Linked DNA regions of Mus musculus: regions 1 and 3 are each linked to region 2. Evidence: chromatin loops called from intact Hi-C (ENCODE). Cell type or tissue: heart. All regions are shown on one strand.

Region 1 (8,000 bases), 1.0 Mb after region 2:
CCTAAGTTCAGGGCTCCATAGATCTTCTAAAGGCTCATTTTCCCTAGTTCCTGACTCCACTGTGGCAAGGCAGCACCGCCCTCTGCCGTCTACCCCAGAAAGCCCCAACCATACACAGACCTCCATCCCTTCCAGACTGAGATACAACAAACCATTACCCCCAACTCCTGATATGCCTGAGTTCTACCATCCCTCCATCTCTTCCTCTTATATCTCAAGGATGTATAGGCCTCTACCCCCAGTCCCTATCATAGATCCTTCCTCTGAACCACCTCCATTGCCCCCAAAGTCCAGGGGGAGAAGCAAGAGTATCCAGGGAGGAGTTATACATTCAGGAGGTCAAGCCAAGCCAAGACCTAATAATCAAGACTGGACAGCTTCTACTCTCTCTGTTGGACGAACCTCCTGGCCTCCAGCCACAGGCAGATCAACAGAATCTTTGCCTCTCACCAGTAGGTGTAATAATGAAGTGTCCCCTGGCCTGGCTTTCAGCAACATGACAAACCTTCTTAGTCCCTCTTCTCCTACTACTCCTTGGATCCCAGACCTTCAGAGACCTACCACTAAGGATGAGTCAGGGCTCACTGAAGAGTCTGAGCCACCAGTGAGAGGATCATTTAGACGATCTGCCCCTCAGGAGGAATTTAATAATACAAGGAGGTCAGCTTTAGGATCAAGAAAGAACTCAGAAAAACCCCTCCACCACCAACTGGAGAAGGCATCCAGCTGGCCTCACAGACGCGACCCAGCAAGGACATCAGAAAGTAGCAGTGAACAGGTTGTTCTGGGCCAGGTACCCAACAAGCAAAAGGGCTGGAACCGGCAAGGCCTTCGTAGACCTTCAATTTTGCCTGAAAGCTCTTCAGGTAAGTAAGGAGCAGAGACTCTAGAACCATTTATGTTAGACAAAGCTTTTGATTGTACATCTTCCATCTGCGAGGTCTCTATTGCTCTCTCTGCAGCTTCATTCACCTGCATCACCTACATCAGCTCAGAAAGTCATGACCCACCATGATCCTGTCAGAATGTTCCGCCACCCTTCTTACCTTTCCATCTTCTGCTTCCCCTGAAACTCACTTCTTCTTGAAATTGCCAGACTCCTTCATTTGCTGTATCTTTCGAAAATCTTAAAGTACCCTTACTTTGTGCATTTCCTGTCTTGCATGAAGGCTGGGGGCATAGCTAATATATCTTCTGGAATTTCTACCCTGACATGAGCGCCAGGGACACAGTAGGTACTGGGCTTTAGAATACCTTTGGAATCATTGTCTTCTCTTCCAGATTCCAATAGAACTGTCTTCCCTTTGCTCAGCTGTGGCTCCTGCTTATCCTTTCACCTACTCTAAATGTCCTTGTTGTGCCACCCATTTCACTTTTCAGATTTACGAAATCCAGCTGCGGGAAGACTTCCTGGCTCTTCAGATTCTGTTGTTTTCCGGTGAGTTGCCCTGACTCTTCAGTAATTCAACTGTACTGTCTTCATTTATGACACTAAGATTTCTCTAGTAAGAATTCAGTGGATAAAGATCCTGGAATCGAGAATTGCTGGTGCTTTTATGTCTAAAAAGTAAGGAGAGGAAGAAAGAGGCACCACAACTGCGGAGAAGGAAGGTGTTTGTACCTACCCAGTTCTGCCTGCTGTGTCAGAGTCACCTGTTGTCCTCCTAAGGCATATGGCTATAAAGCAGTCTCCTTCACATACTATCCCAAAGACCCCTGAGTTACAAAGTAGAGTTATTGTTTGAGATGCCCCACTGCATTTCTAAGTTCTCCCTAAGTCCTAAGATCTCCCTGGACTATGAGATAAGGAAGAAGGGTTGAATGGAAGGACCCGTGATGGGGACGGCTGAAGCAACTTTCCTTCAGTCCTGTCATCCCAGCATGTATATGGAAGGTTAGAGGATTTTAAATCTAAAGTCACTCAGGGTCTGCTGTCTCACAGTCAGTAAGCAACCTCAAATCCTGCCTACTCCACAGGGAGAAGAAACCAAAGGAGGGGATGGGAGGCTTTTCAAGACGTTGCTCCAAGCTCATCTCCTGTGAGTACTTTAAAGCAGATCTATAGGCTTGTGTGTGCTTTCTGTCTAAAATGGGACAGGGACTCATGACTGCCAGCAATTGAATGGTGGTGTTCAGAGAAATGGTTGCCAGAGGTCAGCCATAGATGCCAGTTTCTGTTGGTGGGCTTCTACTCACTTCGTTTTCTCAGGATTTTCTCCTTTTCCTATGTATCTTCACCCGTAGCCCAGCTACTTTATCAGGAGTACAGTGATGTTGTTCTGAACAAGGAGATTCAGAGCCAGCAGCGGCTGGACAGCCTGGCCGAGCCACATGGGCTCTCTTCCCCACGGCATCGTCGAAAGGCACTGGTCTCTTCAGACTCCTACCTACAGCGCCTCTCTATGGCCTCCAGTGGCTCCCTCTGGCAGGAAATCCCTGTGGTGCGCAATAGCACAGTGCTGCTCTCCATGACCCATGAAGATCAAAAACTGCAAGAGGTACCACCAGGGCAGGGCAAGGGAAAGCAAGGGGAATAAAGTCAGATTCGCTAATGTTTTATCTCCTCCTCACCTCTGCCACCAAGAGCAGGTTCTCCCCACCCCAGGCTCACCTGGATACATAGTGACTGCTCAGTGCCACACTGAAGAATGTGAAGTGCTCTGAGAATCCAGCATATTCCCTTCTTCCCTCACTCGTGCATGTGCCGTCTACTCTTTCCTGTACTGGCTTGAACTCATACAGAGTGACCTTGCCTTGGAATCTGTTGGGAGGGGTGTGAGAGTAACTTCATCGAGATAATCTCCTCTCCACATCTACAAGTGTTTCACACAAGCCATATACTCATTTTTGCTGGTCTTTTGAAGAGGACAGCCAAAAGTTTTCCTTTGGTTCTTTGATCTCACTTAGGCTTTACTATATCCCCGCTTGGTCATCATCCCCAGGACTAGGACTGCAGGAGACACTGCTTGTCTGGTTCTAAGCAGTGAGCATTAGTAAGTTTTTCTTGGGCAGATTCTGCTTTTATATTTGTCTGAAGGAGGAGGTAGAACATTCCTTCCCAGGGAGAAAATAGGGCACAGTGGGGTAGACTTAATATCTAAGTCATTGTGTTCTATAACAGTGATGGAGACACGATGCCTTTGTTACTATCTGTTTCTTGACTTTGGCCAAGTCACCTTGCTGTCTCTAAGCCCTTTGTAAAACAGATACACAGAGTTACTGGGAGAATAAGAAAGATAAATGGTTACTACAGAACAGTCAGTCAGAAAATATTGACTATTTGAATTTAGATGATGTAAGCCTGGCTTCAATTAATGGGATAATCTTGGATAAGTTATATAATTTAACTGGAAATTTTAAAATACCAGTGTCTAGAAAATTACTAACCTGTCCTGTGTTTATTGATCAAATAATGGGAAGATGACATGAACTCTCTGAAGTCACAAGGGTCCTGATTCTAGCCTTGATCCCTCTTGACTTTGCAAGAAGAGCCACCTAAGTATCACCACCTCACGCTACATATTCATTTCATAAAATAGCATCTTGGGAATCTGCAGTGTTCTTCCACAGACTCTCTTCCTATTGAAAACTGTGTTTGCTGAAGTGTCTTTGTGGTGGTGGGGTGGTCACTCTATATAAAAAGACAAAACAATAACAACAAAAACCCTGAGTTTCTGAGTGTTAAATGAGCCACTTTAAGCCATGTGGTCTTTGATGGTTATGTTGAGAATAAACCTGCAGTATCATAGTTTGGGCTTGTATATTAAGTTCAGCTGTGGTTGGCTATTTCAGTGATCAGCAAGGGATGCCTATCTTACTGTTTTCCAAGTAGTCTGAGTGACCATGCTGGGAAAAGGAGTCCACTCATCATGTGTATGAGTTATTGCTCCCTCTGCTGGAGCCTTCATGCACATTCTTAAGTGACAATTGTAGCATCTTCTCTCATGTATCCTGTTTCTTTTTATTCCCATCTCTCCTCAGACATAAAATTGAGCTTGTCATCTTCCTCTCTCTCCCTGACACAGACCTCTCTGGCTTAGTCCATGATTCCACCATCTAACCTATTGCCTAACCAAAAGCAGGGTGGTGGCTTTGGCTCCTCCTCTTTACACCCCACTTCTAGCAAATAAGCAACGCCTTCCAAGTCCTCTTTGATGACTAGAGTGGTGCATTTTTCCACATGCCTCTGAGTGATAGGCCTTCATCTCCCATCTAGACATGTTACCCAATTTCCCAGCAGGGCTCTTACGTCTTCTGGCCTCTTCCACACATTGCTAAAAGGTATTCTCATTCTAAGAAACGAAACAAAACAGAACCAAGAAGCAACCCAGCTAATTCCTGACCTTTTTACATTTTCACATCTCTTTAGGCTTAGATCCTGCTGTGCGGTTGACATGATCCACCAGGCCTCGTGCCTCATTGCTACTTGTCCCTCCGGCTTTATTTTCGTTTTTTCTTTTCTTTTAAATAAAAGCTCTACAAGTGCTCAACTTAATTGTTTCTTTTCTAAAAGTAAACTTCATCGTGTTTAAAATATTAACCACCTTATTACGAGATCCAGCACAGTCTATTTGTTGGTAAAATGTTTACTATCGCATGGTAAATTAACATAACTATGATATCACAGTTATTTGTGTATAGGTATGAATGTATCTTTAAGTTTCTTGAAAACATAAAGGCTCTGTTCACGTTATTGGGCCCCTAAGTTGACTCTGGCATACTCAAATACTCCTTGTGTTCCTCCTAGACTAAGTTTCATTACTATGACTGATGAAAAGATATAGCTAATTCAGTGATCAACCCTAAACCATTGTTCAGCAACTTTTATCTACCAGACAGTTCATAAAAGTATTCATTAATCTTCCTCTTGTCCAATCTTCTAGGCCAAGTTTGAGCTGATTGTGTCAGAAGCATCTTACCTGCGCAGTCTAAACATAGCTGTGGATCATTTCCAACATTCAGCCCAGCTGCGGGGCACCCTGTCCAACCAGGATCATCAGTGGCTCTTCTCTCGTTTGCAGGATGTACGAGATGTCAGCACCACGTGAGACTTCTTCCAAACTCCATTCTATCAACCTTGCTGTGCTTAGCCATTGAGATTGCAGCTGATTTTGTCCCACTTAGAAACCTTCTCTTTGTCAGAGTCTCTGGATAAAAGTGGGCCTGGGCTCCCTCCATGACCTTCAGGGGTAGAAAGGGGGATAGGAAAAACTAAGAAGAGGAGGGTATGGAAGGTCACAGGTCTATTGATATAGATGAGTGAGAAGTGCTTCCTGGATTGAGATTTTATCTATGTTCTGGGTTTGTACCGCAGTGAACACAAGCTATAAGAACCACTGGAAGACTGGCAAACCAGAATAGAATAAAAAAAAAAAAGAAGAAAAAGAAATAGAATAGTAGAATTCTATTTAATTTCCATCAGAAATAAACTAGTATCAACCTAGGGGTTGGTTGGTACTACATAGCAAGGGCACAGAGCTAAGGAGAGTCAGGAGAAGTTAGTGATTCATGGAATTAGCTGCAGGCTCAGAATATACAGGACTCAGACAGATGCTGGGCTGAGGACCCAGTAGCTCATGAGACTGTTTAAATATTACACAGGTTCCTTTCAGACCTAGAAGAAAACTTTGAGAACAACATCTTCTCCTTCCAAGTGTGTGATGTTGTCTTGAATCATGCCGCAGACTTCCACCGTGTCTACCTGCCTTATGTCACCAACCAGACCTATCAGGAACGCACCTTCCAAAGTCTAATGTAAGAATGATCCCTCTCCATTCCCTTAGTGGACATTGCAGTGACCTTGACTCAATCCCCAGCCCAGAGCCCTCTCTCATGAGTATATGTTCTTGTGCCTGCTATGTCATCTGAAGTTTCAGCCCATTGCCCATATCAGATCCTCTCTGCAGTCATATCTGGACCCTGTACATGGATTCTCCTCATTATTTCCTAATCCCAGATCCTCCACTAATTCCCACTCCCCATGCCTTCACTGAGCCCCCTTTACTCTCTATCTTGCTTCTTACTTGCTACTCATACAGGAATAGCAACAGCAGTTTCCGGGAGGTCTTGGAGAAGCTAGAGAGCGACCCCATCTGCCAACGCCTGTCTCTCAAGTCCTTTCTGATACTGCCCTTCCAACGCATCACACGTCTCAAGCTGCTGCTCCAGGTATGGCAGATACTTCTTTGGTTCAATTGCCTTGACTCAGACATGGTCTTGGAGAGATTGGAGGCAAAGTGTCATCCATTTGTGAAGTTTCCACATCATGTGGAGGATGGGAACAGATTTCCAACTGTTCACATTTTTCTTTCTCAGAACTCATTGCTTTTGGAACTATGTCCCTGACTTGTCCTTCCTCTTATCTGGCTCTTGTCCACTCTTTGTTCCACAGAACATACTGAAGAGAACTCAGCCTGGCTCCTCAGAAGAGGCAGAGGCCACGAAGGCACACCATGCCCTAGAGAAGGTAGGCAGCCAATATATCCAGTAACCTATAAGGGCTATGTAACCATTCAGGGAGAAGTCTTCCCTCTTCCCCCAATACTCATGACTGAAAAATGCAAGGGAGATGGGACCACACTAAGGGGAGAGCTCAGTCACCTTCTGTCATCTACCAGAACTAATTCTTCACATTCCATATCTGGCAAGTGTGTTCCTGATACCCCAGGCCCTCATCCCCGTATGTTCTCTCAGGGGATATAAAGTATTCCCGCATCCCAGCGCATGACTTTAATGCTGCTTTGCACAATTCCAGCTGGTAGAAAAGACTGAGCTTTTCAGGCATCCTTCCAGGTTGCCTTTAAGGGGGCTTAAAGGGCAAGACTCAATGATCTTCCCCTTCCTTTCCCCTGCTCTGTTCACAGCTGATTCGAGACTGCAACAGCAATGTGCAGAGAATGCGGCGGACAGAGGAGCTCATCTACCTGAGCCAGAAGATTGAGTTTGAGTGCAAAGTGAGCTGTCCCTGCACACCTCCCTGCCTAGGCGTCTCATTAACATATCCTACTCACCATCCTCTAACACAGTCATCCAGCCTCCAGTGGTTCTACCTCTCCTTCTCTCCATTTCCGGAATATGCAAATGATCACTTCATTCTACAAGACATGTTGATAGGTGGAGGCATAGAATTATATGCAGATTTTATTACATATTGGTGTAAAAGTAGAGGATGCCGATCTATAATTATATCTGTGTGTATGTGCATACGGAAATGATCAGCAATATCAGAAAAGAGGGAGGGGCAGTAGTTACTGGAGGAGGAGGAACACCCAGCAAATGGATAGAAGCAATTTTCCAGAATAAGGATATATAAAAATTTAGGGGTGAGGAATGCTTGACTCACATATTTTATCAGGTCACCTTCACCCTAACCAAAGCAACATGTCATAAACCTCAAATTCTCTTGTCCAAACAAATGTGAAATTGATCCTCGACATTTTAATTGCAGTGCATTACAGATCATACATATCATTACTCCTCTAAAAGAGAACAGATTTCCTTGTCTAAGTTTTACAGGAGCTCTTTCCCAGGCCGCAGCTCCAGGAACACCCCACCTAAAATCCTTATCCTCAACTCCAGCCTGATTCGCACTCTGCCTGTCTTGGTTCTGACCATCATTAAGGGGAAAGCAGATAACATAACTGCCCCTGATCTTTGGCTTTCATGATGCTGTGTTGTGCCTTGACTGTTCATTGACATGTTCTCCTTGGGCTCACAGACATTTGTTCCCACATCATCTCTTGTTAAGTTAGAGTCACACCTTCCTTTCACCATGGGTCCACACAGAGAACAGTGTAGTTAGGGGATTCCAAGAGAAACAATCTGGATGGCTTGATTTGCAGTGGTTCTCAACCTGTGGGTCACAATCTCCTTAGGAGAATTTTTTTAGCACTTTTTTTTATTTGACATTTTCTTTATTTACATTTCAAATGTTCTCACCTTTCCTAGTTTCTCCTCTGAAAACCCTCTATCCCTTCCCACCTCCCCTTTCTCACCAACCT
Region 2 (8,000 bases):
AGTCCACAGGGACACAGCGGACCACCTCTCTCTCTCTCACACTTCCTCACAGCCCAAACTCACAAATAGAGCCTTAGAGCAGCTATGGGAGCCACAGGGTGCAATGAAACCCTTTGTGGGGCTAGCTCTGATCAGAGCATAAACTTAAGGGTGTGCTCTACCCAGTGTCAAGAATCCACTTTTTACAGGGATTCCAAGAACATTGAAAAAAATCACTTTTCTTATAATGCTCAAAGTAAAAGAACAGTAAATAAACATAAAACACTATATAATCAGGTAAAAGCTGGGACAGAGACAGGAACGGTGTGGTTAAGCAGTGCAGACTCCAAAGCAGGTTTCATCTAGACATAGGATTTGTGAAAAGCCTGCTGGGAAGCAAGAGCACACCTCCGACGATTCCTGAGACAGAGCATCCACAGACAGCAGCAGAGGCATGATATGCCGCTCCAGTTTCGACCATGGCTCCCCGTGTACCCAACAGTGTAAATACACCACGGTCTCTGCTCCAGGCTCTCAGTTAAGACAAGTACAAAACAAATCAGAAGGTACTTTGTGCTTAGGATTGTGACTAGCACTCAAGATGATTTGAGTAGGCCGAGGAAAAAAGTAATTCCAACTCTGGTCCTAAGTACAAAGACCATCGGGAGTGGGAGGGGACAGGACTTCACAGTGGAAACTGAGGAGCAGTAACAGGAGGTCAGTCTTGGGAGAAAGGGGTGGAGAAAGACTAGGCTTGAAGGAAGGATTAGGGGCAAAAGAGAGGGTGGGGCAAGTAGGCTCCGCCTTCTGTTCCCGGTGTTCCAAGTCTGCCAAGGTTTTCGGCGTCCCGGGGAGACAGGTGAGCCCGAGCTCCTGGGACCTCTACAAGGGGCGGGGCGCAGGCCGTGGGAGTCGGGCTGGTGTGGGCGGAGAGGGTCTGCGAATTCTTGCAACACTGAGTTCAGGAAACTGGCAGGGTGTTTACCTGGTGTGAGCTGTCTTGAGATTGACTGTTGCTGTTTTCTGAGAGAAAAGGTGTCCCTTTTCTTATCAACTCTCCAGCCTCCGTGCTGGCAGGACACTTGAAATCTGAGATGAGTGATTTACAGGAGGAGGCTTAGGTCAGGACTCTACGTGGGGTGTAGAAAAGTCACATTATGACCACTCGTGGTTGCTCTAGGCCTTTCTAAGATTCTTCCCCACTTACTTGGTATCCCTGTGGCCTTGTTGTGTCTGGGTTCACATTTTCCTCCATCCAGAGCATGGGCTGGCTCAACTGTGGCTGACAGCAAACGCTCAGGCTGACTGGTAAGTGATGAGTAGTACTCTTCCTAGAGTCATATTGGGGGCCCTCTGGCTGGGAAGAGAAAAATAGAGGTCTGACCTAACCAGGAAAAGGGCAAAGCTTGGTCCATCATATGGATTCCAGAGATTCCTGTGTGCACTGAGGCCACAGGTGAAGGAACCCCTGAAGGGAGACCCTCACTCCAGTCTCAGGAATCGAGAGCCCAGAAAGTCACAACAGTCAAGCTTGCTGCAAACACACGAGGTTTTAATGGCACACAAACCAGCATGCTGAGGTCGAGACCCATACACCACGCAGGGGTAGAGGAGTCCGACCACGACCCTATTTTCCAGCAGGCTTTATAAGGGGAATTAGGCCATCTGGCCAGGGGCTGGGGCCCATGTTCTCAGGGCAGTCATTATTATTTTTTTATTCTTCACAGGTAAGGTGGCTGGCCCTGGATCCAGCATGGTGTAGTTGGGAGCTAAAACAGAGACTTCAGGGAAGAGAGAGAGAGAGCAAAGAATGCAGGCAGCGCTATGAAACACTACGTTCATCTGTTCATCTGCGAGTTGAGAATCAGAACTGAACTAATTTCCCAGCTTTCCAAAGCAATAACCTATAATAATAGGAGACAATAATGGAGCTGCCAGAGGCCCTGAAGATCATTTGTTTCAGACTGAATTGAACACTGGGAATCCAAATAGAAGAGCATAATACTTTTACTTTGGGGTCTGGCACTACTGCAGTGCTGATCACTAGCTAACACACAACTGTGTGTCTTTCTGCAGGTGCCCTGGGAGGGGCCATGGTGCCAAGACAGTTGTTGGGGAAACTGAAGCAGCCATTTCTCTTCCTGAGCAGTGCCTCCCTCCTCCTGGGGCTGGCTTTACTGGTCATACAGTCTGATGTCGCCCCTGTTGCTTACTTCTTCCTCTGCTTGGCTGGCTTTTGCTTTGTTGCTTGCCTCCTGGCCTGTGTTATGGAACGATGCTCCCGATCGATGCCAAGCTCCAGGCAGACTGAGAATCCAGAGGCCTCAGGCCAAGCGCAGTGAGTCGATGGGAGATGGGCAGGATGACGGGAAGACACGCAAGGCCCTCGTTCCCTCTGTGCCCATCCTTTCTTAAGCATAGACTCTGCTTTCCTCTGTCACTGGTATCATTAAGAGCAATGGTCAGCAGACAATAGAGAGGTCTTTTGCAAGAATGGTGGAACAGAAAAAGGGGGTCTTCTTTCAGGTACCCACTAACGACCATATTTCTTCTCCCACAGAGACAATGGAGCTTTTGAGGTGCCAACCTATGAACAGGCTGTAGAGGTGATGGATTCACAACCACAGAGCCACCTCCAAGAGCTGGAGCAACCACCCCCTTACAGCAGTATCATAATATCCCCAGGAGTTGAGGGGGCACAGCCTAGCCAACCAGACAGTCCCAGCACAGGCAGTCTGAAAAGGCGAGTGGGCTCAGAGGGGACAATGACTGCCAGAGGAAACCCTGGAAGAATTCTTCGACTTAGGGGTCCACGAGTTGTGGCCACTGCTCCTGATCTGCAAAGCATGAGAGTGGCCCCCAAACTGGAGCCTAGTACTCCACCTCCTGCCTATGAAATCAGTTTTGCTCATGCTGATGATGACAGTGTTTTCTATGAAGATAAATGGATACTTCCCTAAGTGGTGCCCTCAGAACCTGTGCACTCATTTGCCCAGCATTTCCTAGTGTCTATTGGATCAGAAACTGGTTTTACCCGGACATCACAATCGAGGCCTTCAAAGCAGCGGGGAGTCGGGCTGTGGCATGTCGTTCACAGATAAATGGCACACCTAGATTCTTCTGGAAACATTCTGGAACCTATCTGATGACCAGTATTTCCAGAGTAAGGTGGAAGATGAGAAAGAGATAAGTTACCAAGAGAAGCTGGAGGGATACCTCTGAGTGACTGCTGTGTTTCTTCTATTGTAGACACCAAGTCTCCCTGAGATTCCTGATGGGGTATTACCTACCAAGATAATGAGAGCTTCTAAGGTTGAGGGGAGCTGAATAGTTTGCACAAGAACGGGATGCTAGTAAAAACATAAAAATAACTCGAATCAAATTCCAATTCCAGTGCCTCCTGTTTTCAATACCAAGCAGGCAATCCGCATTACTTTATAGCCTTGTCAACTGGTAGATAAGAGAATGAGAGGACACTTGTGTAGGAAAAGCGCGACCACGAGCTGCCCCAGCCTGGGAGAAGAGCGCCTCCTAGTGCTTTCCGTCTTCCCTGCATCCTGGCCCTGGAAGTTCAAGGCGAACAAGGATAACAAGGGAAGCCCAGCCCCTTTGGTCTCTTGTAGTTACTTCAGGAGGGGTCGGAGGAACCAGGGGAGGGGGCTGCGGTTTCCGCGGGAATCGATAGCCAATCAGGTCCCCGAGTAGGAGAACCCTCGCTCTTTTCCCGCCCCTTCCCGTTCCTTCTAGCGCCTCCTCTCTTCCCATTGGGCTGTGCGAGCCTCAGCGAGCAGTGTGCGCTTGCGCATGTCCCGGCGTGGGTGGGGCTTGCTGGCGTCGGGCGGAGCCGTGCGCAAGCGCGGCGCGGTGGGAGGCTGGGGGAGGGATGCGGGGGCTGGCGCGGCCCAGCGTTTGTTTGTTTTGTGGGTGGTGCGTGTGCAGCCCGGGAAAAGCTGGAAATGGCGGCGCCGAGCGGGAGGTCGCAGTCCTCCCTGCACAGGAAGGGGCTGATGGCGGCTGACAGGAGGAGCAGGTGAGGAGGGCAGAGGAGGGGAGGCGGCCAGGCGAGCGGCGCGGCTTCTTGGCCTGGTGCCGCGTGTACAGGGGCTGCAGCAGCCTCCCTTTGTCCAGCGCAGAGGAGTCTATGAGAGCGATCTTGTCCGTCCCGCGCTACTTCTCGCCTGCGGCATCTCACCTTTTCCAGAGATGCTCCGGCTTTTCCTTCCAGTTCTTAGCTGAGGACTTAAACTCATTTCTCTTTAAAAACCAGAGACTTCGCAGCTCGGCCTTGGGCGCATTTGACTTGGATTGACTATCTCGTGCCCTGCACTGCTTTCTCATATAATAGATGTTTGTCAGAGAGTTCCACACAGGTTTGGGGGATTTGAATCCTTTGAGAGGATTAGATGGTTCCCGTTTCTCCGCCTCCTCCGTCAGTTTCGATGAAAACATTGCACAGGACGACACAATTTTATTGTTTCCTGTCCAGACCTCTAACATTAATATAGAAACGGGAACTCTTACAGGACACGGAATCAAAGCGTTAGAAACCTCTCGGTGTTCTTTTTCTCCATTCCACTTTTCATGGGTGCCCTAAAATTCCAGGTGACTGGAAACTTCGGGAAAGTTCATATTTTAAGCCTGGTAGTTTGAGATAAAAGGAAGTGGCAGGTGTGCGGAGTAGGTGGAGCCTCAGATAAAACACGGTGACGACTGCTTCGTTAAAAATTCAAGCCTGGGACATAAGAGGATTTAGAACTGGAGTCAGTAAATTGTACCTGAGGATGCAATTGTCTAGAGAAAAGCCCCCTCCCCTTTATTTTTTTGCAAGGGTGTCCTAGTGCAGGGCCAGCATTTAAAGGCTACAAGGCTGTAATCCTGGCATCCTGATGCCTGAGGCAAGAGAATCAGAAACTGAAAATGAGTTTGGTCTCCTGGTCTAGTCCTGTCAAAGAGAATGAGGTGTTGGGGGAGAGGTCAGGTGCCCTCTACAGGAAACCGGAACATGGCTAGCCAACTGAAACTGGAGAGAGCAGTAGAGTGGAAGTCGAGGAAATGAAGCCGCTTAAGAAATGGATCTTCCTAATGACCTAAGAACTCTGCTCTACCATTCATTATATACCTAATGATAAACCCAGCTAACAGCTGCTGTATTCATTTTAATTTAACCAAGGTCCTGTATTTATCCCCATTACTGTGTTGTCTTGTAAGGTGATTCTTAACTGAGGTTTTAAATTCATGTAGAGCATGAATTTTAAAACCTCAGTTAAAATTCTAGTGAATTTTGAAATAGCAGGTACATTCTGAATATTTACTCTGCGTCAATACCTCTTGCTAATGCAGTTTCTCAGGACCCTATTTTTCCATCTAACTGTGGCCTGAAAGGACTTAAAGGAGCCTTTATACAAGGGGCATTCGACCAGTGCGTGGTATTTCAGTGATTGAAGGTGCTTACTTGTGCTCCTATATTTTACCTGCATTGAAATCGGGATTCATCTAAAAATCTCTGATGTATAAAGTCAACTGTTACACTGTCACTCCATTGTCATCAGACTTAAGCATTTTTTCATACTAAATAAGATCAGGGAGATTCATTGGACACATAAAGGATGTATATTGGAAATGGTATTCACCATTCTTGAGCATAAGCAGGTCTCTTTACAAATTTGAGAGGAAAAACTATGGAATCTTTTAAATACATTTATTGCTGGGAACTAAATTACCAAGATAATTTAACCATTGCTTACACTGTCCTTGTGATTACAATTTATACCGTGTTCACCATTAGTATCTACCTTCTGTGGCTTTCACTCAGTTTCACTTACCCATACCTTGTAGGATTTTTGATCACTTTTTAGTATTAGTTTATCATGGAAATGTAAGATATTTTTGATATTTATGTGAGCCATCTAGAGCAAGTGTGTGTGTCTTAGAGATATGGGTGTTAGCTTTAGGTTTTTATTACTTTATTCCTGTCCTAAGATCATTTTCAACTTAGGTTCGATTTCTAAGATAAAAAGTATGTCATGTTTTCTGAACACTAAAGCTTGTCTGTCAGAGAAGTGTTTCTTCTCTTGGATGTGTTTGTGCTTCTTTATATTAATTTGACCAAGTTGGCTCTTTGCTCTCCTAATCAGATCATTATCTCAGATAGTCTGATGCAAACATTCTCTAGAGAATTATACCTTATGTCCTTAGGGTCAGCATATTACTGCATAGTACATTCTGATGTAAAGAGATTTAACAAAATGTGCCTTGTGTGTGCTTTTTATCCACTTCTCTTCTGTGTTCAGGCTTACGCTTGAAAGTCCCTGTGTCTGCCTTCTTTCTGTAGGATTTTGGCAGTGTGTGGAATGCATCCTGACCACCAGGAAACACTGAAAAAGAATCGAGTGGTGCTGGCCAAGCAGCTGCTGCTGAGCGAGCTGTTAGAACACCTCCTAGAGAAGGACATTATCACTTTGGAAATGAGGGAGCTCATCCAGGTATCTGGGTGGGGAAGGCTCCAGGAAGATAAACTGGTCTGAGGCAGGCTTGGAGAAGGGTGTGCTGAGGAAGAGGAATGCCCTTGTCCGGCTTGAGAGTTTGATAGAAAACCTTGTCTGTGCATTCTCACTCTGTAAAGAGGAATTGCAAAGATGAATGAGCACGCTACTCTAGGAACCTCACGTGGAAAAATAGCATTACAGCTAGATAAATATAATTTAGTATTGTTTTCCTGTTCCTTAGGCCAAAGGGGGCAGTTTCAGCCAGAATGTGGAACTCCTCAACCTGCTGCCAAAGAGAGGACCCCAGGCTTTTGATGCCTTCTGTGAAGCCCTGCGGGAGACCAGGCAGGGTCACTTGGAAGACTTACTGCTCACAACCCTCTCAGATATTCAGCACGTACTCCCACCGGTATGAAGCCCTAGGACTGTAGCCTGGGGTGGGTTAGTTTGTCCAGAAAATATATAGAGCAAGGGGTGTGGGAAAGAGAAACTTGATTTTAGTTAAGACAGAACCATCTCTCTGAGGTCATGGTGAGTCTTTTGATTTCTTTCAGTTGAGCTGTGACTATGACACAAGTCTCCCTTTCTCGGTGTGTGAGTCCTGCCCTCCTCACAAGCAGCTCCGCCTATCCACAGGTGAGAATGAAAAGGACAAAAGGAACCTCCCACGTTGACTTAACCTGCTTTTCCACTAGTATCTGACTTTTCCCTAAAAGTGAGACGAATTTCACGACAGGAACAGGGCCTTATGAATTTTGACAGGCAAGCAAGATTGGTTTGGTTAGAGGGATATAAATTGGATCCATTCCCTTCCATCATATGTAGTATTCTTCAAAATAATTGGCTTTTTTTGTGTACCTTATGGAGATGGAAAATGCAATTTACTGTGTATGATTTGAGTTGCCTTCTCTGTAAAGCCAAACAAGAAAAGCAGGGATGTAGATTCAGGGCTCCCTGTCTGCAGTGAGGTGACTAGAACCAGGCTTGTCTCAGAAGCACTTTCTACCACTCAGCAAGTTGAGTATCTACTGTTTGAAGCCATGGGGGGGGGGGGGGGCGGGGGCTAGTGATGAACAGAAGCCAACAGGGTCTGTGCAAGCGTTGAGCTTACATGTTAGAGGAAATAAACGTTAAAGCCTACATTTAAAGTGTGCCCTACAGTTAAAATGACTAATTAATGAAGTTACAGGAGCAGTGCTGAAATGTGTACTAACTTTTGGCATTCTCCCACAGATGCTACGGAACACTCCTTAGATAATGGTGATGGTCCTCCCTGTCTTCTGGTGAAGCCATGCACTCCTGAGTTTTACCAGGCACACTACCAGCTGGTGAGTTTACATAATTTCAAGAAGAGAGGAGGGGACTGAGAGGCTTTCCTGGTCTTCTGAGTGTTTTGCTGCTTTTGCCCTTGTGAGAATGTCATCGATGACTGATGCCTTCTGTGGCTTCTCCTTGTTACCTAGTGTGATTTAAAAAAAAAAAAATACAGGAGGTTGGATTTGGGGAGTTGTCTGCCTTTGGGATGTGGGTTATTAT
Region 3 (8,000 bases), 84 kb after region 2:
CACATGGGATGCAGAGGCAGGCAGAACTCTGAGTTCAAGGCCAGCCTCGTCTACAGGCTGAGTTCCAGGAAAGCCAAGACTACACAGAGAAACCCTGTCTCGAAAAAAGCAATAATCTAATCAATCAATCAATCAATCAATCAAGAAGATGTCTTACAAATTTGCCTAGAAAGCAATCCGATGGAGGCATTTGAGGCATCCTTTTTCCAAGATGACTTTAGCTGTGTCAAATTGTCAAAAAACTAACCAACATACTGTCTTACAAAAAATTATGTCGTTTAGGAGTTAAGAATCCAACATCTAGTTAGCTATGTGTGCACATAGGTGTGCTGCTGGAGATCAAGCCCGAGGTGTCATGCATGCTAGGCAGGCACTGTACCATTGAGCTGTACCTAGCATGAGTGTGAGCAATTATTGCAGTCATTGTTGATGTTTCAGCAGTACACTGATGCTTACCGTAGTGCGTCATATCGTTACTCTTTTGTCTGCTTATAGCCAGCATATTGATAAAACTTCTCATAGTATCGTTGCTTTGCAATTCTCTCTTTGGTCACTATGCTGTTTCTTCCATGAATGCTTGGAATGTCACACTTTGTAGTGTATACCTTTGGGGTGGGGGCTTCTCATATCTAATGGATATAAAGCCTGGGAAGTGTGTAAGGATATTTTAGTAGCCAAGGTCAGTGGCCATTTTCTGGCTTCCTCTCCCAGGTTTACTACATGCTTGAAGTGGAGACATTGATTGGCTTCCTACACATCACTCATACTACCCAAGAACATCAAATAGAAATGCTTGCTTAGGAAAACCCGCCAGGAATCATCAGGGTAAATTCTTCTTGCTGTCTGTATTTTATTTTATTTTTTTTTTATTTTATTTTTTTTTTTATTAGGTATTTAGCTCATTTACATTTCCAATGCTATACCAAAAGTCCCCCTTACCCACCCACCCCCACTCTCCTACCCTCCCACTCCCCCCCTTTGGCCCTGGCGTTCCCCTGTACTGGGGCACACAAAGTCTGCGTGTCCAATGGGCCTCTCTTTCCAGTGATGGCCGACTAGGCCATCTTTTGATACATATGCAGCTAGAGTCAAGAGCTCAGGGGTACTGGTTAGTTCATAATGTTGTTCCACCTATAGGGTTGAAGATCCCTTTAGCTCCTTGGGTACTTTCTCTAGCTCCTCCATTGGGAGCCCTGTGATCCATCCATTAGCTGACTGTGAGCATCCACTTCTGTGTTTGCTAGGCCCCGGCATAGTCTCACAAGAGACAGCTACATCTGGGTCCTTTCAGTAAAATCTTGCTAGTGTATGCAATGGTGTCAGCATTTGGAAGCTGATTATGGGGTGGATCCCTGGATATGGCAGTCTCTACATGGTCCATCCTTTCATCTCAGCTCCATACTTTGTTTCTGTAACTCCTTCCATGGGTGTTTTGTTCCCACTTCTAAGGAGGGGCATAGTGTCCACACTTCAGTCTTCATTTTTCTTGAGTTTCATGTGTTTAGGAAATTGTATCTTATATCGTGGGTATCCTAGGTTTTGGGCTAGTATCCACTTATCAGTGAGTACATATTGTGTGAGTTCCTTTGTGATTGTGTTACCTCACTCAGGATGATGCTCTCCAGGTCCATCCATTTGGCTAGGAATTTCATAAATTCATTCTTTTTAATAGCTGAGTAGTACTCCATTGTGTAGATGTACCACATTTTCTGTATCCATTCCTCTGTTGAGGGGCATCTGGGTTCTTTCCAGTTTCTGGCTATTATAAATAAGGCTGCTATGAACATAGTGGAGCATGTGTCCTTCTTACCAGTTGGGGCTTCTTCTGGATATATGCCCAGGAGAGGTATTGCTGGATCCTCCGGTAGTACTATGTCCAATTTTCTGAGGAACCGCCAGACTGATTTCCAGAGTGGTTGTACAAGCCTGCAATCCCACCAACAATGGAGGAGTGTTCCTCTTTCTCCACATCCTCGCCAGCATCTGCTGTCACCTGAATTTTTGATCTTAGCCATTCTCACTGGTGTGAGGTGGAATCTCAGGGTTGTTTTGATTTGCATTTCCCTGATGATTAAGGATGTTGAACATTTGACTCTAACCTCCACCTGAGAAATCCTGGGCCAGTCACTCTGACCCTTTCAGAAATTCTGTTTTGTTTCTAATTTGTACTTAAAACGGCTGGCTTAAAACTCTAAGCTCTAATATTCTGCATCTTGAATGCTCTTAGTTGTCTGTGAAATTGAGTCTGCCTACACACTCTCCTATTCTTGATTTATAAATAGGTTCAGCTGCCAACAATTAAACAGACTCTATTTTCCGATGTTCCTTAAAGAGGCTTTTAGAGGGTAGGTGGCTTTTACTCTTATAAAGTTATCTGGAAACTCCATTTCCCCATACAGGCATATTTAGAAGGATGGTGATGACTCTTGGTCTGAAAAGCCCAAGAAACAATCTCCGACACACAGAGTAAATCCAGTATCAAATTTCTAACAGATCTTCATAGGAACAGGCCTAGGACCAGCTCGTGCATGTTAGGGTGTGTCTACCTGAGCACTTTGTGTCATGTATGGTCACACATGAAACGCAAAACACTGGTGATGGAAACATTAAGATGACAGAGAAAAGAGAGACTAGCGGGGCCTGGAAAGATGATGAATGTATAGTCATAGATATGACTCAAGGCTTAAGGTTGACAGTAGGAGAGGGCTTTGAATCTCCTAAGACACAGTAAACCTGCCTGGCAAGCTAGAAGGGAGCATGTGAGAGAAAGCTGCCTAGGTTAACTGGCTGGAAATTTCCGTTGTTTTCCAGGCTGGAACTTGGAAGTAATACTGAGAACTATATAGAATTTTCAGGCATGGCATGTTATTTATCTCTTCACATAAAGCAGCAGGCAAACGAACTAAATGCCATCCCTTTTACAATGGAGGCAATGAAACCGAATGAATGAAAAATCTTGTCCACTGAGTTGGAAACCAGGCTCCCTGACCTCACGGAGTTTCTCCATCTTTGCCAACAGGGTTAATTAACTCTGACCTGAGTGCAACCCTTGGGGCCGTCTTTTCAGGTAACATCCCCCAGTTTCTTATCCTAGGTTCATGGGGTTAGTTTGCATGCCCCTAAAGCATAGCTCAAGGACATATACTGACCAACCATACTGGACAGTAGGGTGCAGCAGATGGGGAGCGCCAAGGTTTGGAGCCTCAGCCAGGGATGACAGGGCGAAACCAAAGGAAGCACCGAGGGTTGGATATTGGACTAGAGGCTCTAGCTCGTAACTCTATAATTTGGACGAAGTTTCCGTGTGTTGTTTAAAAAAAAAAAAAGAAGAAGAAGAAGAAGATCGGAAGGGAAAGATGCAAGATTAAGAAAGTAAGAAAAGCAGACACCAGCTTAGTCATATCTCTTTCATGTAGCCTGGGGCAGTCTCAGGCTGAGGAATCTGGTAGGACCAGTGGGGGGCTCCACCGAGCTTTGTCCCGGGGCGCGCTGACAACCCAAAGACTCTTGAGGGACTGGGAAAGGCTTGCTGAAGGGATCCTCAAGGACTAGTCCCCGGGGGCTATTTGGGTCTTCCTAGGTTGTCTGACCACTCGCCCTGACTTCGCCCTTGTACCTCCATTCCTGGACTCAAAGCACTGGACTCTTGTCCCCGGGGCAATACTATTGCAGGCGGGTCTAGGGCAAAGCGAATTCCTAGAAGCCTTAAGAGGCTGCCTAGCTCAGGAAGTTAGCATTCCCCCAGCTTAGGCTCCTGCTCACACACTAGTGGGTTACAGAAGGCCGGCCTGGGAGCCAAGTGCCCGCAGGGCCAACGTCCCTTCACCATCCCCCGCCCACCCAGGAGTACAGTTCCATCCCAGTCCTGCGTTCCGGGACTGACCACAGGACACGTGGGACGCGGAGCTGAAGCTGCAGGGAGGGGCGGGGTCGGTCAATGGCAGGCAGGCCCGGGGTGCGCGACTGAGCTGCTTCAGGACCGCTGGGATTACTAGCCAGCCTGCTCAGCCTGGAGTGCGGACAGTGAGTCAGTTCTCCAGCACTCGCGGGTCGGGAGGAGGGAGGTGGGGTAGGTGGCAGGTCAGGAAATGACATCAGAGGCCTGTGCTGGGGAAGGGTGGTCTGTGCCCGGCGGGGGCGGTGGTGAGTAGGGAGGCCGCAGGCGGACCTTTGCAGAGCCTGGAGCCCGGGGCAGGACCTGGGCCCCTTCCTGGGGGAGTTTCCTGTCGGGTCCTCCCTCCCCGGTCTCTCCCCGCCCCCTCTCCGGGCCGCTCCTTGTATGGTCTGGGCGCCGCTCTCTCCCCGCCCCCTCCCTCCCTTCCCGTGCACGACGTCCCTCCCCGCTTGGCTAGAAGCGGCTCCGGACCGGGACGCAGAGTCCGCGGACTCGGCGCCGAGGCGGTCATCCGAGACGCGCCTCTCACGCTCCTGCGCGCGGTGAGGAGCGGGGAGAAGCTCCGCCGCCCCGGGAAGGGGACGCGGGGAGGCGCGGGTGGGGTCACCGAGGGGCGCTTAGACCGAGGAGTGTCAGTCCGACACCGCTCTGCGTAACCTGACGACCCCACCCCCTGCAGCCCGGCCTGGCCATGGCGGCCCCCCGCCCGCCTCCCGCGATCTCCGTCTCCGTCTCGGCCCCCGCGTTTTACGCCCCGCAGAAGAAGTTCGCCCCGGTTGTGGCCCCAAAGCCCAAAGTGAATCCTTTCCGGCCTGGGGACAGCGAGCCTCCTGTAGCAGCCGGGGCCCAAAGAGCGCAGATGGGTCGGGTGGGCGAGATCCCACCACCACCCCCGGAAGGTATGCGGCTGGGATTGGGGGCCCTGATCTTTCTCGGGCGCCAGGGGTGGGGGTCGGTGGTTTGGGGAATTTGGGGTTGTCTGAAAAGGCTGTTGCGGAGGGGGCTGGGCGCTGGGTGGCTACCCTGTCCTGAGCAGATGTTCTTACCTCATCTTGGAGCTCCTGGCTGGGAGCCAGGACCCTTGGGACTGTTCCAAGTCTCCCGCCTGGGGGTAGGAGGCGGGAATGTGGGCCAGGAATCTTCCCCTCTGGATCCGTTCTCTGAAGTGTAACGGGAGCTGCACGGTTCTTCAACCTGGCTCGTTCTCACTCGACCTGCTTCGCCCAGGGCATCCTGAGCCCCTCGTTATGGTCTGCACACACTCTTGGGATGCAGGAAAGAGTTCTTGGATTAGGGGTTAAAGCAGTCGTCTGAGGAGAGGAGGAAAGAGGGTCGGTACTGATAGCCTTTTCTCTCCTTCCTACCCAGACTTTCCTTTGCCCCCTCCTCCCCTTATTGGGGAGGGCGACGACTCAGAGGGTGCCCTGGGAGGTGCCTTCCCACCTCCACCTCCCCCGATGATCGAGGAACCATTCCCCCCTGCTCCTCTGGAGGAGGACATCTTCCCCTCCCCTCCACCTCCACTGGAGGAGGAGGGAGGGCCTGAGGCCCCTACCCAGCTCCCACCGCAGGTAGGGAGGGCTTGGAAGGGCAGCTTTGCTGGAGATGGGGTGGGGGACACCTCCATGGGCTGGAGAGGAGTGGGGTGACAAGGGAAGACTGGGATGGGTGCTCTGACCCTTGACCCTCCAGCCCAGGGAGAAAGTGTGCAGTATTGACCTGGAGATTGACTCTCTGTCCTCACTGCTGGACGACATGACCAAGAACGATCCCTTCAAAGCCCGGGTAAGGGGCAGGACAGTAGGAAAGTCTGGGCCTAGAAGGAGAGGAGGGAATGCAAGGAAGAGATGACAACCTCGTCTAAGTGCATTTCTCTCCCCTCTGCTTCTCCTTGCAGGTATCATCCGGATATGTACCCCCACCAGTTGCCACTCCATTTGTTCCCAAGCCTAGTACCAAACCTGCCCCTGGGGGCACAGCACCCTTGCCTCCTTGGAAGACCCCTTCTAGCTCCCAGCCACCACCTCAGCCGCAGGCCAAGCCTCAGGTCCAGCTCCATGTCCAGCCTCAGGCCAAGCCCCATGTCCAACCCCAGCCTGTGTCTTCTGCTAATACACAGCCCCGGGGTCCCCTTTCTCAGGCACCAACTCCAGCACCTAAGTTTGCTCCAGTGGCTCCTAAATTTACTCCCGTGGTTTCCAAGTTCAGCCCTGGTGCTCCAAGTGGACCTGGGCCACAGCCCAATCAAAAAATGGTGCCTCCGGATGCTCCTTCTTCTGTGAGCACAGGCTCCCCTCAGCCCCCTAGCTTCACCTATGCTCAGCAGAAGGAGAAGCCCCTAGTTCAAGAGAAGCAGCACCCACAGCCTCCACCAGCTCAAAACCAAAACCAGGTGAGGAGGCCACAGGCTGAGGCCAATGGACTGCAGAGTAAAAGGGCAAGAGGGTGGGGTAGAGAACCGGAGGAGCCAGAGTGGGTGTGGCGGTGGGGGAAGTGTAGGGTTATCTGGCAGGCCATAGAGAAAGTTCTGGAGGAAGTCTGGGGCTACCTGGGGCCTGGGTCAATCGGTAGAGCAGCTAGGGCTTAGCAGTAAGAGGATACAACTTTCCCTTCTGCCTCTGCCTTGGAGTGTTGAAGGGGAGAATGAGGTCACTAGCCCAACCTTAGTTTTTCCCATTCCTGGGCCTTGACTTAATCCCTAGGCTCCTGGGTTTTCTGAGCACTTTCATCGCCTGAGGGCCCATCTAGAGATTAAAGTATTGTCAGCACCAGTAAACATTTACTGGGCCAGCCTCAGCTGACTGCCAGGCACTGCTCTGTGCTATGGAGGCTGGGCCCGTGGGCACGAGAGACCTCTCCAACAGGTTCAGTCTTCTGAAGTCACAGGTCTAGGGTAGAATGTCTAGCCTGTTTCTCACAAGTCTTTAGACCCTAGTAACATTGGGTGAACTTTGAGCCTTCCCCCCCTCCCCACCTGACTTTGAAATAGCTACCCATCCCAAACAATGGTGAAGAGCAAGTCAGCTTATCTTCTTAGTCTAGCACATAAAAGCTCAAAATAGAAACAGACAGTACAGTTGTTGCCAGTTGTTAGTTCAGGGAAAGAGATCTTCTGAGTTGAAGGGACCTTCTGGTAATCTTACTGGTAACTGTAAATGTCTGTGTTCCGATACACTGGAGGAATAAGGAAGGAATAAGTATAGCTCAGAATCAATGAGTTACAGGGGTTTGAAACTATGACCCAACATGGGGACTGGCAACTTAGGAACAGCTTCTTGAGGTTAGTCTGCCTTCAATGACTTGAGGACTTGAGAATCCACAAAGGATTGAGAATAGCATTAGGTGGGAAGAGCTTGTGTGAAATTTTAGGGTATGAACACTTGAGGGCTATTAGGAGAACAGAAAGCACAGGAAACAGACTTTGTGCTGTACTTGAGATTGGTGGAGATTGGTAGGCATACTAGGGAGCCAAATCTCCAATAAGGTATGTATGCATATTGGAGAATCACTGATGGTTTCTCAGTTGTGTGTGGTTTGGCCAGGAGGACTGGTGAAAGTCATACTTCAAAGCTTTTCCAGCTGAGATGCACATTAGAGGCAGAGAGATCTGTGATGCAGATGAGTTCTCTCCTGGGCCACAGCAGTATTAGTTGCAGTGAGAAATGCGATCTGTGGATGATAGCTGTTCCAAAGGAAGAGCCTAAAGGAAGCAGCGACTGATAAGCAGCTGGGGAGGACACAAATGCTGGGGAGGCTCAGCGTCTGCTGAGGAGTAACAGTATTGCAGACAGAATAGAGAAGTGCAGAAGGGGAACTGGTTTGAACGGGAAGAGGAGGGGTCCCGATGTCAGCGTGTTGAGCAACAGGCTTTACAAGCACTTGCTTTCAGCTGGAACTGTCATTCAGCTAACGTAGGACCGTAATACAAGGGCAGGCCTCAAGCTAGAGGTGTGTGCACAGCCATCCATACCATGAGGCAGCTGACAAGTGTTCCAAGAATTCCATAGCAGGAAGTGAAGAGCCTCGGGGACCTTGGGCCATCTTGTGCCTTGCAAAGAGGATGGAGGAAGATCCCAGGCTGGGATTCTTAGAAGTGGATGACGTG

What was found. A loop is a pair of places that touch in the nucleus more often than their neighbours do. Peaks named below come from ENCODE experiments on the same cell type or tissue, not always from the same donor. Only the 100,000 strongest peaks of a DNase experiment are listed, where the experiment ranks them.
Region 1: a loop joins it to region 2, with 4 times the contacts of the local background. A loop is called at or near these places in 2 of 42 quality-filtered maps.
Region 3: a loop joins it to region 2, with 4 times the contacts of the local background. A loop is called at or near these places in 5 of 42 quality-filtered maps.

The regions. Positions count from the first base shown.
Region 1 is chr6:43,274,560-43,282,559 of GRCm38, forward strand. Arhgef5 (Rho guanine nucleotide exchange factor (GEF) 5) reads left to right here. Exons shown (of 15, transcript NM_133674.1): 2 at 1-866; 3 at 1,381-1,438; 4 at 1,978-2,039; 5 at 2,245-2,498; 6 at 4,884-5,044; 7 at 5,602-5,754; 8 at 6,039-6,168; 9 at 6,392-6,466; 10 at 6,864-6,953. Among named protein-coding and RNA genes, the nearest start is that of Arhgef5, 13 kb to the left of the region's middle. In heart, a CTCF peak has its summit at 3,903 (motif pointing left); no DNase peak of the experiment used is centred here.
Region 2 is chr6:42,261,189-42,269,188 of GRCm38, forward strand. Tmem139 (transmembrane protein 139) reads left to right here and starts at 782. Exons shown (of 3, transcript NM_175408.4): 1 at 782-838; 2 at 2,056-2,317; 3 at 2,540-3,367. The coding sequence starts at 2,073. The coding sequence ends at 2,939. It overlaps Casp2 (caspase 2), which reads left to right and starts at 3,797. Exons shown (of 11, transcript NM_007610.2): 1 at 3,797-4,009; 2 at 6,311-6,461; 3 at 6,706-6,873; 4 at 7,019-7,100; 5 at 7,698-7,792. The coding sequence starts at 3,936. In heart, a CTCF peak has its summit at 3,520; a DNase peak (open chromatin) is centred at 3,723; H3K4me3 peaks cover 3,334 bases; H3K27ac peaks cover 2,569 bases; H3K27me3 peaks cover 697 bases.
Region 3 is chr6:42,345,683-42,353,682 of GRCm38, forward strand. It overlaps Zyx (zyxin), which reads left to right and starts at 4,146. Exons shown (of 10, transcript NM_011777.3): 1 at 4,146-4,437; 2 at 4,575-4,794; 3 at 5,264-5,466; 4 at 5,588-5,680; 5 at 5,793-6,287. The coding sequence starts at 4,587. In heart, CTCF peaks have their summits at 3,446 (motif pointing right), 4,146 and 4,998; DNase peaks (open chromatin) are centred at 3,569, 4,089, 4,889, 7,709 and 3 weaker places; H3K4me3 peaks cover 4,996 bases; H3K27ac peaks cover 4,489 bases.